Linked DNA regions of Homo sapiens: regions 2 and 3 are each linked to region 1. Evidence: chromatin contacts called from ENCODE Hi-C or POLR2A ChIA-PET data. All regions are on one chromosome and are shown on one strand. Each heading gives the region's core, a stretch centred on a gene start or an enhancer-like site at or near the end of the contact. The rest is flanking DNA. Distances are from core to core; before and after follow the strand shown. Region 1 overlaps PPARA (peroxisome proliferator activated receptor alpha). Region 2 holds the start of PPARA (peroxisome proliferator activated receptor alpha). Region 3 holds the start of CDPF1 (cysteine rich DPF motif domain containing 1).

What was found. A loop is a pair of places that touch in the nucleus more often than their neighbours do. ChIA-PET counts read pairs that join two places held with the same protein, here RNA polymerase II (POLR2A). Pooled maps may share reads with other maps.
Region 2: a map of heart left ventricle shows a loop between it and region 1 (7-fold over the local background). The contact joins the promoter of PPARA here to the enhancer-like site in region 1. A Hi-C loop is called at or near these places in 13 of 168 maps with a recorded cell type or tissue (HepG2, Right ventricle myocardium inferior, Right ventricle myocardium superior and 5 more) and 6 of 50 pooled maps. POLR2A ChIA-PET finds 5 or more read pairs at or near these places in 5 of 52 experiments (Caco-2, WTC11, activated CD4-positive, alpha-beta T cell and 2 more).
Region 3: a map of Calu3 shows a loop between it and region 1 (2.3-fold over the local background). The contact joins the promoter of CDPF1 here to the enhancer-like site in region 1. A Hi-C loop is called at or near these places in 5 of 168 maps with a recorded cell type or tissue (Calu3, Right ventricle myocardium inferior, endothelial cell of hepatic sinusoid and 2 more) and 3 of 50 pooled maps. POLR2A ChIA-PET finds 5 or more read pairs at or near these places in 5 of 52 experiments (HCT116, HEK293T, K562 and 2 more).

Annotation. Positions count from the first base shown.
Region 1 is chr22:46,192,749-46,196,684 of GRCh38, forward strand. The region is part of intron 3 of PPARA (peroxisome proliferator activated receptor alpha); the gene reads left to right. Among named protein-coding and RNA genes, the nearest start is that of PPARA, 44 kb to the left of the region's middle. RefSeq lists an enhancer at 3,138-3,638. Within about 2 kb of position 1,288, at least 3 of the 41 ENCODE cell types and tissues checked have a DNase peak (open chromatin) inside an H3K27ac peak, as active enhancers do.
Region 2 is chr22:46,148,708-46,152,938 of GRCh38, forward strand. It overlaps PPARA (peroxisome proliferator activated receptor alpha), which reads left to right and starts at 1,819. Exons shown (of 9, transcript NM_005036.6): 1 at 1,819-1,945; 2 at 3,181-3,263. RefSeq lists silencers at 1,280-1,889, 2,040-2,159 and an enhancer at 2,370-2,559.
Region 3 is chr22:46,248,155-46,251,875 of GRCh38, forward strand. It overlaps CDPF1 (cysteine rich DPF motif domain containing 1), which reads right to left and starts at 2,139. Exons shown (of 4, transcript NM_207327.5): 1 at 2,102-2,139; 2 at 18-130. The coding sequence starts at 130. RefSeq lists silencers at 1,718-1,887, 1,998-2,327 and an enhancer at 1,922-2,429.

The sequences.
Region 1 (3,936 bases), core at 38-2,537:
GATAAAGGAAATGTGATATATATACACAATGGAGTACTATTCAGCCATAAAAAAGAATGAGATCCTGTCATTTACAACAACATGGGTGGAACTGGAGATCATTATGTTAAGTGAAATAATCCAGGCACAGAAAGACAAACTTCACATGTTCTCACTTATTTGTGGGCTCTAAAAATCAAATCACTTGAACTCAGAGAGATTAGAAGGATGGTTACCAGAGGCTGGGAAGGGTGGTGAGGGGTTGGGGGCAGTGAAGATGGTTAACAGGTACAAAAAACTAGAAAGAATGAATAAGACCCACTAGGTTTTTTGTTGTTTTGTTGTTGTTGTTGTTTTGAGACAGAGTCTCACTCTGTCACCCAGGCTGGAGTGCAGTGGCATGATCTCGGCTCACTGCAACCTCCACCTCCTGGGTTCAAGCGATCCTCCTGCCTCAGCCTCCCAAATAGCTGGGATTATGGGCACGCGCCACCACACCTGGCTAATGTTTGTATTTTTAGTAGGGACCGGGTTTCACCAGGTTGAACAGGCTGGTCTCAAACTCCTGACCTCAAGTGATCCACTCGCCTTGGCCTCCCAAATGCTCAGATTACAGGCGTGAGCCACCGCACCTGGCCACTGTTTGATAGCATAATAGGGCGACTATAGTCAATAATAACTTAATGGTATATTTTTAAATAACTTAAAGAGTATAATTGGATTGTTGTAACTGAAAGGATCAATGCTTGAGGGCACAGCTACCCCATTCCCCATGACGTGTTTAGTTCACATTACATGCCTATGTCAAAGCATCTCATGTACCCCATAAATATATACACTGAGTATATACCACAAATATTTTAAATAATTTTTAAAATAAAAAAATAAATTGTAAGGGAAAGAAAATTATGAATTTAGAAATGTAAAAGGTCTCAGGTAAGGAAGGAATGAGAGGATCATGCAGAACCTCCCATCATTGCTGGGACTGGAACAGAAGCCCTACCTTTTCCCAACACCCTATCCACCTGTCCCTCACCTCTCAGCTTTTGTGAGACTCTGTCTGTGCTATGAAACTGAAGATCTAATTCAGTGCTGTTTGCATTGTCTTGCCTCCTGGACCAGAGGTTGCAGTTGTTGAGAAAAGGGATGGTTGGTTATGCCTTGATCCCCCCCAGAGCATTTGGGGCATAGGACACGGGAACTGGCCAGCCTGGTTCACTCTTCTCGATTAGCTGGACAGCGGCATGTCATGTGGGTAATAGGAAGGGGTGGGGACTTCCCCGGGATATTCTGCTCCTGATCAGAAGCGCCAGTGATGTGGGGGGAGCCCCAGCACCAGAGCATGCTGGGAGGGCGTGCAGGGTGGGGCAGGTGCCCGTTTGGCCTCTGCTGTCTATCTGGGGGATGCATCCAAAGGCAACTGTTCCTTATCTGCTCTTGTTGGGAGCAAGGAAGGGCCAATTTGTTCAATGATCCGTATACAGCCAGTCCCTCTGGCCAGAGTTCAAGACAGTATTGCCTCACTCTATATAGAGATTGTATCTTGGTTAGCTCTTCATTCATAGCAAGACCAATGTTTCTGTAAATTAATCCTGGTATTGTTTAAAAGCAACTAAAAATGATGAAATTGTAAAACTTTGAAACTCCCTGAATATAACGACAAGCAAACTAACATTGTTTTATTGGTCGATGCTCCTGGCCAGAAGAGAGAATATTAGCAGGGATAAAAGGCATAGGCCACATGCATTTTCCACCCCAGTGCTGAGAACACGATGGGCGAAAAAGGGAGGTGGCCACAGCCCATCCATCACACAGTCTCTGCCCATCTACTTGCTTTTTCCTTTTTTTTTTTTTTTTTTTTTGTGACAGAGTCTCGCTTTGTCACCCAGACTGGAGGGCAGTGGTGCAATCTCAGCTCATTGCAACTTCTACCTCCCAGGTTCAAGCGATTCTCCTGCCTCAGCCTCCCGAGTAGCTGGGATTACAGGCACCTGCCACCAAGCCCAGCTAATTTGTTTGTATTTTTAGTAGAGACGGGGTTTCACCATGTTGGCCAGGCTGGTTTTGAACTCCTGACCTTAAGTGATCAGCCCACCTCAGCCTCCCAAAGTGCTGGGATTACAGGTGCGAGCCACCACGCCTGGCCCCAGCTACCTGTTTTCTTTCTTTTTTTTTTTTTTTTTTCTTTTTTTGAGACAAAGTCTTGCTCTTGTCCCCCAGGCTGGAGTGCAATTGCATGATCTCAGCTCACTGCAACCTCCACCTCCTGGGTTCAAGCGATTCTCTTGCCTCAGTCTCCTGAGTAGCTGGGATTACAGGCGCCTACCACCACGCCCGGCTAATTTTTGTATTTTTAGTAGAGACGGGGTTTCACCCTGTTGGCCAGGCTGGTTTCGAACTCCTGACCTTAAGTGATCTGCCCGCCTCAGCCTCCCAAAGTGCTGGGATTACAGGTGTGAGCCACCATGCCCGGCCCCAGCTACTTGCTTTCTATTGGGATGAACCTCATGGTTAATACAGTTAGTTAGTGACTGCAACTTTTGAACTTTTTGTTCATAGTGAAAAATATTTTAAGTAATGCTTACCCCATTATGTTTCTTGTCATTTGAAAAAAAATCTCCCTTCAGACAGAATGCAGAATAAAATACTACAGAAAATCTGTACAGAGTCCCAGCCTGACTTATGCTAGTAGGTTACAGAGAAAGAAAGTCTTCTAAACCCTATGAAAGGTTAACAGTTCTCTTATTTTTCCCTGTGTGCTATTTGATGATTTCCCTGTGAACTTTGATGATTTATTGCCAGAATTCCAAACATAATATGTGAATTTCACAAAAATGGATGAAATGTATCTATTTTTCATTGGTAGAAGAAGCCAAAACATCCCTTCCTCACCGCACTAAAAGCTGTTGTTTACATGAAGCAAACCTCAAATGTGAACATATTTTTACGCAAATGCATTTAATGGGTGAATATTTGCTTTGGGACGGTATTCTTTACTCTATCTGGAGAGTCTGGCGTTCCGTAATCACCATGTGATGACGGCTGCCCTGACAGTGGCTGGTAGCAGCACATACCCCCGAGCCTCTCCGTGGTGTGCGCCGTGGGCACCATGTGACCATTTTCAGAAAGGAAGACAGTTCTGGAAGCTAAAGGTCACCTAGTCAGCCTCGTTGGGTGATTGATGACTCAGCTGGGTTCAGGGAGGTGGACCCGAGGCAGAGCCTCTAGAAGGCAGCGGTGGGCAGGGCGGTTCAGGCAGGTGGCACCTGGGCAAAGGTGCAGACGTGGAATCCTGAAAGCAATTCTCAGCGCTGCTGCGTTTCCAGGAGGTAGAAGAACAGTGACAAGTGCACAGTCGGGTAGGGACAAATGTGGAAGGGCTGGGAACAGTGTGTTCAGGAGACTGGGCTTCAATCTGGAGGTCTCAGGAAGTGGTTTAGGATGTTTCAGCGAGAGCATGATACAGACTAACCCAGGAAGAACCGCTGCTTTGTCACTTATACCCCTATGGAAATGCCGTTCGCTTTGCTAGTTGAAATAGCCTACCATTGTCTGGGACTCACCCAGTTAGATTTGTTTGGACTCCACAAAGTATTCTTGACCATACAATCATGGTCGAGGACCCCCTACATGAGCTGCCTTCATGGCTACAGGGAGAGCACACCAAAGTGGATGTCACACCCAGCACACATGCCACCGGCTTGGCCCTGCGCCCCGCAGCCTGAGCCACACTGGCTGCCTGTTCCTGGAATGTGCCAACATGTTTCAGTCCTGGAGCCTTTGCACTTGGTGTTCTCTTCGCTGGAACATTCTCCCCCAAGACATTTACACAGCTTGCCCCCTCATTCCCTGAGGTTATCTCCTGCCCCCTAATCAGTGAGGCCTTCCCTGGCCTCACCCCGGACACTCCACACGTGCATTCATTTCGTTGTTCACCATCTGTGTCCCAGTTACAAG
Region 2 (4,231 bases), core at 569-3,068, 44 kb before region 1:
TCCTGAACTTGCTTCTACCCTCAGGACGCCTGCGGGAGACTGGCTGACAGCATTTGATTGAAAATGCTTATTTCTGGGACACATGGATGAAAAACAAGTTTTCTCTCCCTAAAACCTTGGGAGCCCCAAAAAACCCAAGAATATCACTTTCCTATGTCTGCTGAGTGTACGTGACCACTCTGCACACCCCCACATAGCCTTTGTCCTTGTTCATGAGAATGTTCACTAGGTCTTTCAACACCTGGTTGACCTGGGTGGTGCATCTGGGTCACACACCTGTGTGGACCCTGGTCCTTGAGAGTCTGGGATATGGGTATGCCAGGTAATGTCTTTGAGCCCGGAGGTCCTCATGAGGATGTAGCCCCTGAGCTCTGCGTGGGCAGCCCAGGGTCAGCTTCCCTCACCAAACACAACAGGATGACAAGCTTGGATGTGGCTGCCTGCACACCCCACGAGATATGCAGGATATTACGTGTACAGGTCACCCTATAAACTCTGAAACAACATAAATGATAGCTATTGCTGGCTAACATGTGCAAGAGAAGGTGAGGTTGCCGTGTGCCAGTGGGAAGGATATGTGGGTGTCTGGAGGGTGGGGCAAAGTTCACCATAGGTGCCTGGCTAATCAACAAGGGTGAGTTTAAGAGAAGTTTGTGAAAGGGCCAGTTCCCGCCTGATCTCCAGTTCCCCTGCCTAATGAGATCTGGGTTTGCTTTCCGGAGTGGGTCCTCCTGGGCGCCCGCTGCCACAAATAGCACAGTGGCAGGCACAGCTGGCAGCGGAGGGCAGGCAGTGGAGCGGGCATAGCACACATTGCGTTCCCGAGGAGGGGAGCCCTGATGTGCCGGCACCCAGGGGCTTTGTGCATTCCGCTCCGGCAGCTCGAGCGTCACGGCCCGAACAAAGCGGCTTTGCAGGGCGCTCTCCTACTCCTCGCCATTGGCCACCGGGCCGCGACCTCTCCTTGCTCTGGCAGAGTCCCAGCGCCTTGCGTAGGCACAAAGTCAGCCCCTCACCCCCCAGCGCATGAAGTAGGGGCGGGCATGGCTCTTGGGCCGCTGGAGAGGGGTGGGGTTGTGGGGTCGGAGCTGGCGGCGCCTCCCCGAGCCCGTCCGCGTTGCCCTTCACCCTCCTCGTTCCCCCGCCCACCACACCGCCCTGGCACCTCCCGCCACCTGTTTCCTTGTCCTCCCAGCTCGCCTTCCCCTTCTCCTTATTTTGCATCCTGGGGTTCCAGGGACAAGGTCCCTCCCGGGCCGCCTCCCACCCTACGCACTTCTGAGCCTCAAGGGCACCCGGTCCCGGGTCCCGGGTCTAGACCGGCTCATCGCACAGAGTAGCAGAGCCGGGCTCATCGAGGAGGCAGGAGGGGCTCGCCAGCGTGGCACGGGCGCCCGGCGGGAACCTCCACCCGCCCCGCGGCCGCGCGTCCCCGCCTCGAATTCAGCCCCGCCCCGGTGCGCCGGGCTGGAGGGGCGCTGACGCTCAGCGGTGTCCCATCGGTGACCTTGGACGGTCCCTCCACCTCTCCGGCCTCAGTTTCCCTTGGCTGCAGCGGCCGCGGGGCGCTAGGTGGGAGCCGCTGAGCGCTCCCGGGGCCCCGCCCACCGCGAGCAGCCAATCGGGCGCCGCCCTCCGGGGGGTGTGTCCCGGGGCCGAGGCCCGGGGCCCGGAGGGCGCGCGGGGCGGGCGGGGCTTCCGGGTCGGGCCTCGGGACACTGGCTCGCGCGGACCGGGGCAGGGGGCGGGCCGAGGGGCGGTGCGTGTCGCGGGGGCGCGGCTGGCACGGACGCGCGGAGGCGGCGCCGGGCATGGGCCGTGGACGCGGCGGCCCCGCGGCGGGGGCAGCGGGCGGCGGGGGCGGAGGCGGCCGCTAGCGCCCTGCCCGGCGCCGCCTCCTTCGGCGTTCGCCCCACGGACCGGCAGGCGGCGGACCGCGGCCCAGGTGCCCGGGGGCGGGCGGGCGGGCGGGCGGGAACGCGCGCGGGGGTCCGCGGTCCGGGCTTCCCAGGTCCCGGGACCCGGAGGGCGGCGGACGGGGGAGGGGCAGGGGCTGGGCGGCGCATGCGCGGGGCCCGGGGTCTCGGGGTCTCCGGGTCCCGGGGACCCGGGGGCCCGGGGTGCGCGGCTGGGGACCTGAGGGCGAGGAGCGAGGACACACACCGAGGACTCTTGCGAGGGATCTCGGGGCCCAGCTCGGCCTCCCTCCTAGCGCTGGGGGCCTGCCCGGAACCCGAGTCCGCGGCTGTCCCTGGGGTTTGGCGCTGCGCGGAGGTCGGGTCTGGGGACCGCAGCGACTCTGGGTCTTCGGGTTGTCCCCTCGGAGGGAGGGCCCACGGGCGGGGACATCGGGACTTGCCCTTTCCTCGGCGCAGCGGAGCTGGGGCGTCGCCGACTCAGAAGGTGCTTTCCGAGACCTCCAGGGATCTCCGAGGCGAGGAAACCCGGGCCCCGGACAGACCGACCCTGGGTGGGTGCGCCCGGCTTCTGCCGTCGGACGGAGACGCGCGTGTTTGTTCCTCCAGCTGCGACCACCTTTGAGGAACGGTTCCCACTTTGTGCCCCAACGCGGCGGGGCGACCCCGGACAGGCTGCGCTGGGCCGGGTGGCTTCTCTGCGGAAGCCGCGCCACGTCGCTCCCGGTCGGGGCCGCTGAGGGTCGGGCGCCCAGGTCTTTCCGGAGTCCCGGGCTGCGCGGCCCGCGTGGTGCGGGTGAAGCTGGAGGGGCGCGGGGTGGTGCCAGTGGAAGTCAGGAGGGTCGGCCCTGCCCCCTCACGCACCCCAACCGGGCACAACTGCACGCCTGTGCTTTTCTGAAGTCTTTTTTAAAAGTTAAAAGAGAGGAAGTGTGCTCCAAGTGTCAGGATTCTTTCCAAGAAAAACCCACAGTTGTCCAATGGCCTGGGCTTCGTGGGACCTCCGGGGCTGCACGCCCACGTCAGCCTCAGCCGACCCCTGCCAGGAAACCAGGGAGGCCCCTCCTCTCCCAGCCTCCTTGGGATAAGGGTGCCTTGGGGAACTGGGTCAGGGCAAGGACACGGGATTTTCCTGGGAAGGACCCTGCGACACCCGTGTCGTTGCGGGGCAGGGTCAGCATGACTTTCCTCTTCCAAGGTGAAGAGTTGGGGGGCATCCAGAGAACAACCGTAATCACTTCCTCCTTCACCTTCTTACTGCCAGGCTGAAGCTCAGGGCCCTGTCTGCTCTGTGGACTCAACAGTTTGTGGCAAGACAAGCTCAGAACTGAGAAGCTGTCACCACAGGTAAATAGAAGGTTTAATTTACTGTTTCCAGATGGAAATATTTAAGTGTTTTCAGTGTTTACTTCTGTTGCACTACAGACCAGCAATCTGGGGGTTATTACTTTGTGATGCAAGGTTAGATACGTTTTCAGACTGAAAGTAAAATACATGTGCATGGATTCATTTTTTTTTTTTTTTTTTTTTTTTGAGACGGAGTCTCGCTCTGCCGCCCAGGCTGGAGTGCAGTGGCCTAATCTCAGATCACAGCAACCTCTGCCACTGGGGTTCAAGCGATTCTCTTGCCTCAGCCTCCCGAGTAGCTGGGATTACAGGCGCCTGCCACCATGCCCAGCTAATTTTTGTAGTTTTAGTAGAGGCGGGGTTTCACCATCTTGGCCAGGCTGATCTTGAACTCCTGACCTCATGATCCACCTGTTCCTCCCAAAGTGCTGGGATTACAGACGTGAGCCACCGTGCCTGGCCTAGGATTCACTTTGAAGTTCTGAGTTATTGTGTGACTTTTGCTAGGAACTTCATTGCTTCGTGGCAGGCATGTTTTGTATAATTTAAAACTTGATGACATTAACTTTGAGAAACGTGAGTGCTTACTAGACCCTTGGGATGTCCACACTGACTGGTACCGAGTAGTGTACTGTCTCTGAGCTGTTTTCATTTTGATTTGAATATTAAGCAGATGGCTTCTTGAGATAGACCCGTGCCAGAACATGCCAGGGATAGGCTGAAGAAACGGGCCAGATGATACAAATTTGTGTGGTCACCATCCATGAGAGACCAGGGACACTGGGGCTGATGATGACCTCTGCAACTCTGAAGCAAAAGTAAACTAATTGGCAAGTTGGGTGCGGTGGCTCACTCCTGTAATCCCAGCACTTTGGAAGCTGGGGTGGGCAGATCGCTTGAGGCCAGGAGTTCGAGACCAGCCTGGCCAACATGGTGAAACCTTGTCTCTACAAAAAAATAGAAATATT
Region 3 (3,721 bases), core at 889-3,388, 56 kb after region 1:
AAAAGGCATGCACTCACACCATCGACTGGGTGTTGGGGGGCTTCTGTCCCACATAGCTGTACGGAGCTGTCAAGGTACAGAGTTCACACTCAAACACTCCCAGAGGACGGCACTCTACATGGGACGCCATCTGCAAGATCAAGAGATGGGGTGTCCCTGGGTCACAGGCTTTCTCAGGAATCCTGCCCCTTTCCCAGCTATGAAGACCCTAACCATATAGTCCTAGCACAGTTTCTTGCCTCCCTACCGTACCCTTTTCTCTATCCCCAGCTGAAACAGGTTTTCACCGGTGCCCAGAGTGACAGGATTTGCTGTCCATATTCCAATGGTTTAAGGTTTTTGTACTGCTAGAGAGAAGGATCCAGACAGGATCAAGCCAGAGCACCCATCTCTTCTTCCAGGTCTGCACCACGGTAAAAGCGTTCCGGTCTCCTGCTCTGCCCCATTCTTTACCACAAGCCCCCAGTGAACGCTGGTGGAGAAGGGCCCAGAGTGGGTGCAAAATCTCCTGTTTCTGCTGCTCCTAGAAGCTCTATGCCCTCACATTAGTCCACACGTGGTGTGGACATTAGAACTGTTTTCTTGGCCAGGCGCAGTGGCTCATGCCTGTAATCCCAGCACTTTGGGAGGCCAAGGCAGGCGGATCACGAGGTCAGGAGATCGAGACCATCTAGCTAACATGGTGAAACCCCGCCTCTACTAAAAATACAAAAAATTAGCCAGGCGTGGTGGCGGGCGCCTATAGTCTCAGCTACATGGGAGTCTGAGGCAGGAGAATGGCGTGAACCCAGGAGACGGAGCTTGCAGTGAGCCGAGATCGCGTCACTGCACTCCAGCCTGGGAGACAGCGAGACTCCATCTCAAAAAACAAACAAACAAAAAAACTGTTTTCTTATCTGCTTGTATGGAACCCCCTTCTCATGTTCATGGTTGGGTCTTGGAGGCCTCTCTTTCCTTAGATTTCTGGCTAAATGGCTGCCATCTGATGGGTTCATCAAAAGTTACAATTTTGCTGATTACCCAGCTCCTTCTTTGACTATGGAATCAAGTACGACATTATCAGCTGGCCCCTAGCTCTTGGCTGTGACCTCCCCTCGCCTGAACTGAGCGTGGTGTATAAAGGCGTATCAAATGCGATGGCTTTCCCCACTGGGTGTCCCCAGATGCAACTCCAGGAAGCATGGGTTACCAGTGACTTTAAAAGTTAAGTCTGGCCCGGTGTGGTTGCTCATACCTGTAATCCCAGCACTCTGGTAGCCAGAGGCGGGCGGATTACCTGAGGTCAGGAGTTCAAGACCAACCTAGCCAACATGGCGAAACCCCATCTCTACTAAAAGTACAAAAATTAGCCGAGCATAGTGGCGGGTGCCTGTAATCCCAGCTACTTAGGAAGCTGAGGCAGGGGAATCACTTGAACCTAGGAGGCGGAGATTGCAGTGAGCCGAGATTGTGCCACTGTACTCCAGCCTGGGCGACAGGGCGAGACTCCTTCTCAAAAAAATAAAAATTAAAATTAAATAAAATAAAATATTAGCCGGGCGTGGGGGCGGGCGCCTCTAATCTCATCTACTCAGGAGACTGAGGTAGGAGAATCGCTTGAGCGGGGGGTTGGGGAGCGGGGGCTGGGGGGGCGGAGGTTGCGGTGAGCCGAGATCGCGCCACTGCATTCCAGCCTGGGCGACAGAGCGAGACTCTGTCTCAAAACAAAAGTTACGATCGATCGCGGGTGTGCGTGAACCTGATCCCGCTTCTCTTCTGCACGCCGGGGCGTCCTAGGCCCCTGCCGAGGCTCCTGGGGGCGGTGCCTGTGAACAGGGACGGCTGAGAGGGTCCGGGGATGCTGGTGGTCCCCGCGAGCCTCCGCCTGCCCTCTCTCGCCCCAGCGCTGCCCGAGGTCAGGGGGGACAGTCCCGTGAGGCCCACACCCCGCTTCTCGGTCCCGTCCCCAAAGCTGAGAGCGGCTGCGCCGACTCCTGGCGCTTGGAACCCAGCAGGCCACGCCGGCGCGGAACTCAGTCCCGGCGAGCGGGAGGCACCCTGAGGCAGCGCAGGGAAGGGCCACAGCACGCTCGCCCCAGTCACTCTGCCACCTCGAACTCACCGCCGCCCTCGTCCCACGGCTCCGCGTCCAAGGCGCCTGAGCGGCCCCGCCCCACCGCGGCCCGGCCAACCCCGGTGCAGCCGCAGACGCAGGCGCGGAGCGGGAGGCGGGACCTCGCGGTGGTTTTCCGCCTCTGCCTTGCTTTTCCGGTCGCCGCGGTCCTCTGCGCGGGATGTGGCTCTGAGCTTCGGGGTAGTCCGCGAGGCTGGGTTCCGTGCTGAGGGGCGTCGCGTCTGGCCGTGCGCTGCGGGAGCGCGCGGGCCTGGCCCGCTGTCCTGGCCGCTGCGAGGCGCTCAGCTTCTTTCTGAGTGTTCCGCCGGGTTCGACAGGGTCGAGGTCGCCGGCGCGAGGCTCCCGGATAGCTGAGGGGCGCGAGGGCGCCTCCAGTCTCCCACCTGCCCTCCCGCGCCGCGGACTAGGCTGCCAGTCTACCCCACCGGGACGTCTGCCCCCGCATGCAGGAGGGGGTGTGTCGGCCCAACGGGGTCTCAGGACCTGTCCCTGCTCCTCCAAAGCCCACGTCGCCTGCGGCGCCCCTCGGGTCTGCGCCGCGTTCTCCTTTAGCCTCCCGGGCCTCTCCGCTGCCCCTCGCCCCCAGGCACCAGCCACACCTGCTTCCTTCTGTTCCCGCCCGTGGCCTCTGACACGCCGTGCCCTGGACCCGAAATGCCCGCCCCACTCCTGGAGCCTCCGGTGTGTGAGAGGCACCTTTCCTTGGGGTCAGGGGCCCGGACTCTGAAGCCGGCCTGGCTTTGCCTGTGGGCCCCGATCCTCCCAGCTCGAGTCCCTCGCCCCAGCCGCCGCGGGCCTTCACCTGTGCTTTGGGGACGACAGGATGGCCACCCTCCTTCCCCCAAAGATTTGAGGGTTTTGCTCCACGCGGGAGAAGGTCTGCCTGTGCCACCAGCCGGCAGCCTTTCACATGCTGTTGCGTTACGGGGCCCTCTGTGACCTTTCCCTAGGCCGAGGGGTGCTTCGTCTCTGTTCCTGAGAGACCAGAATTTATTCTTGGTTTGTCAAGCCACATCTGTAGGAATGTTGCCCAGTTGCAGCAGGCTGGGGTCTGGGACTTGCTCCTTTGGCGAATTGAGAAGTAAGGATATAGAAGGCATTTTAGCACTAATGGAAACCAGAACCACTCTTAGACCTGGGCAAGAGGGGCCCCAGAAATTAGCAAGCGATTAGCAAGCAGCTGGATTTCGATGACCTCCACTGTACTTAGAGCAACGGCATTCGATTCGTTGGATCATTTCAAAGATGACATACTGGGTTGTTTGTTTGTTTCTGGCGGTGTCTAAAGATGGAACATCTTGAAGCATTTTGAATTTGACCTGTGGCTACCCTCAGATACAATGATGGTAACCCCATGAGTGCTGTTAAAGCAATTTGACTTATTGTAGACAGGTTAACACATGAGATGCGTTAAAAGAGTTAAGTGAAATAATAGGCAGCATTCAAAGAGCAAATCGTGGTCTTTGGCAGAAAATAGAGTTAATTTTGTATTTGAGCTGTCCAGTTATTACAATTAGAAAACGTTTTAAAGAATCCAAAAGGATTTAAAATATTGCATAAAGTTTTAGGAGAAAATGGTTTCCAAAAAGCAACTGCATATGAAATAAG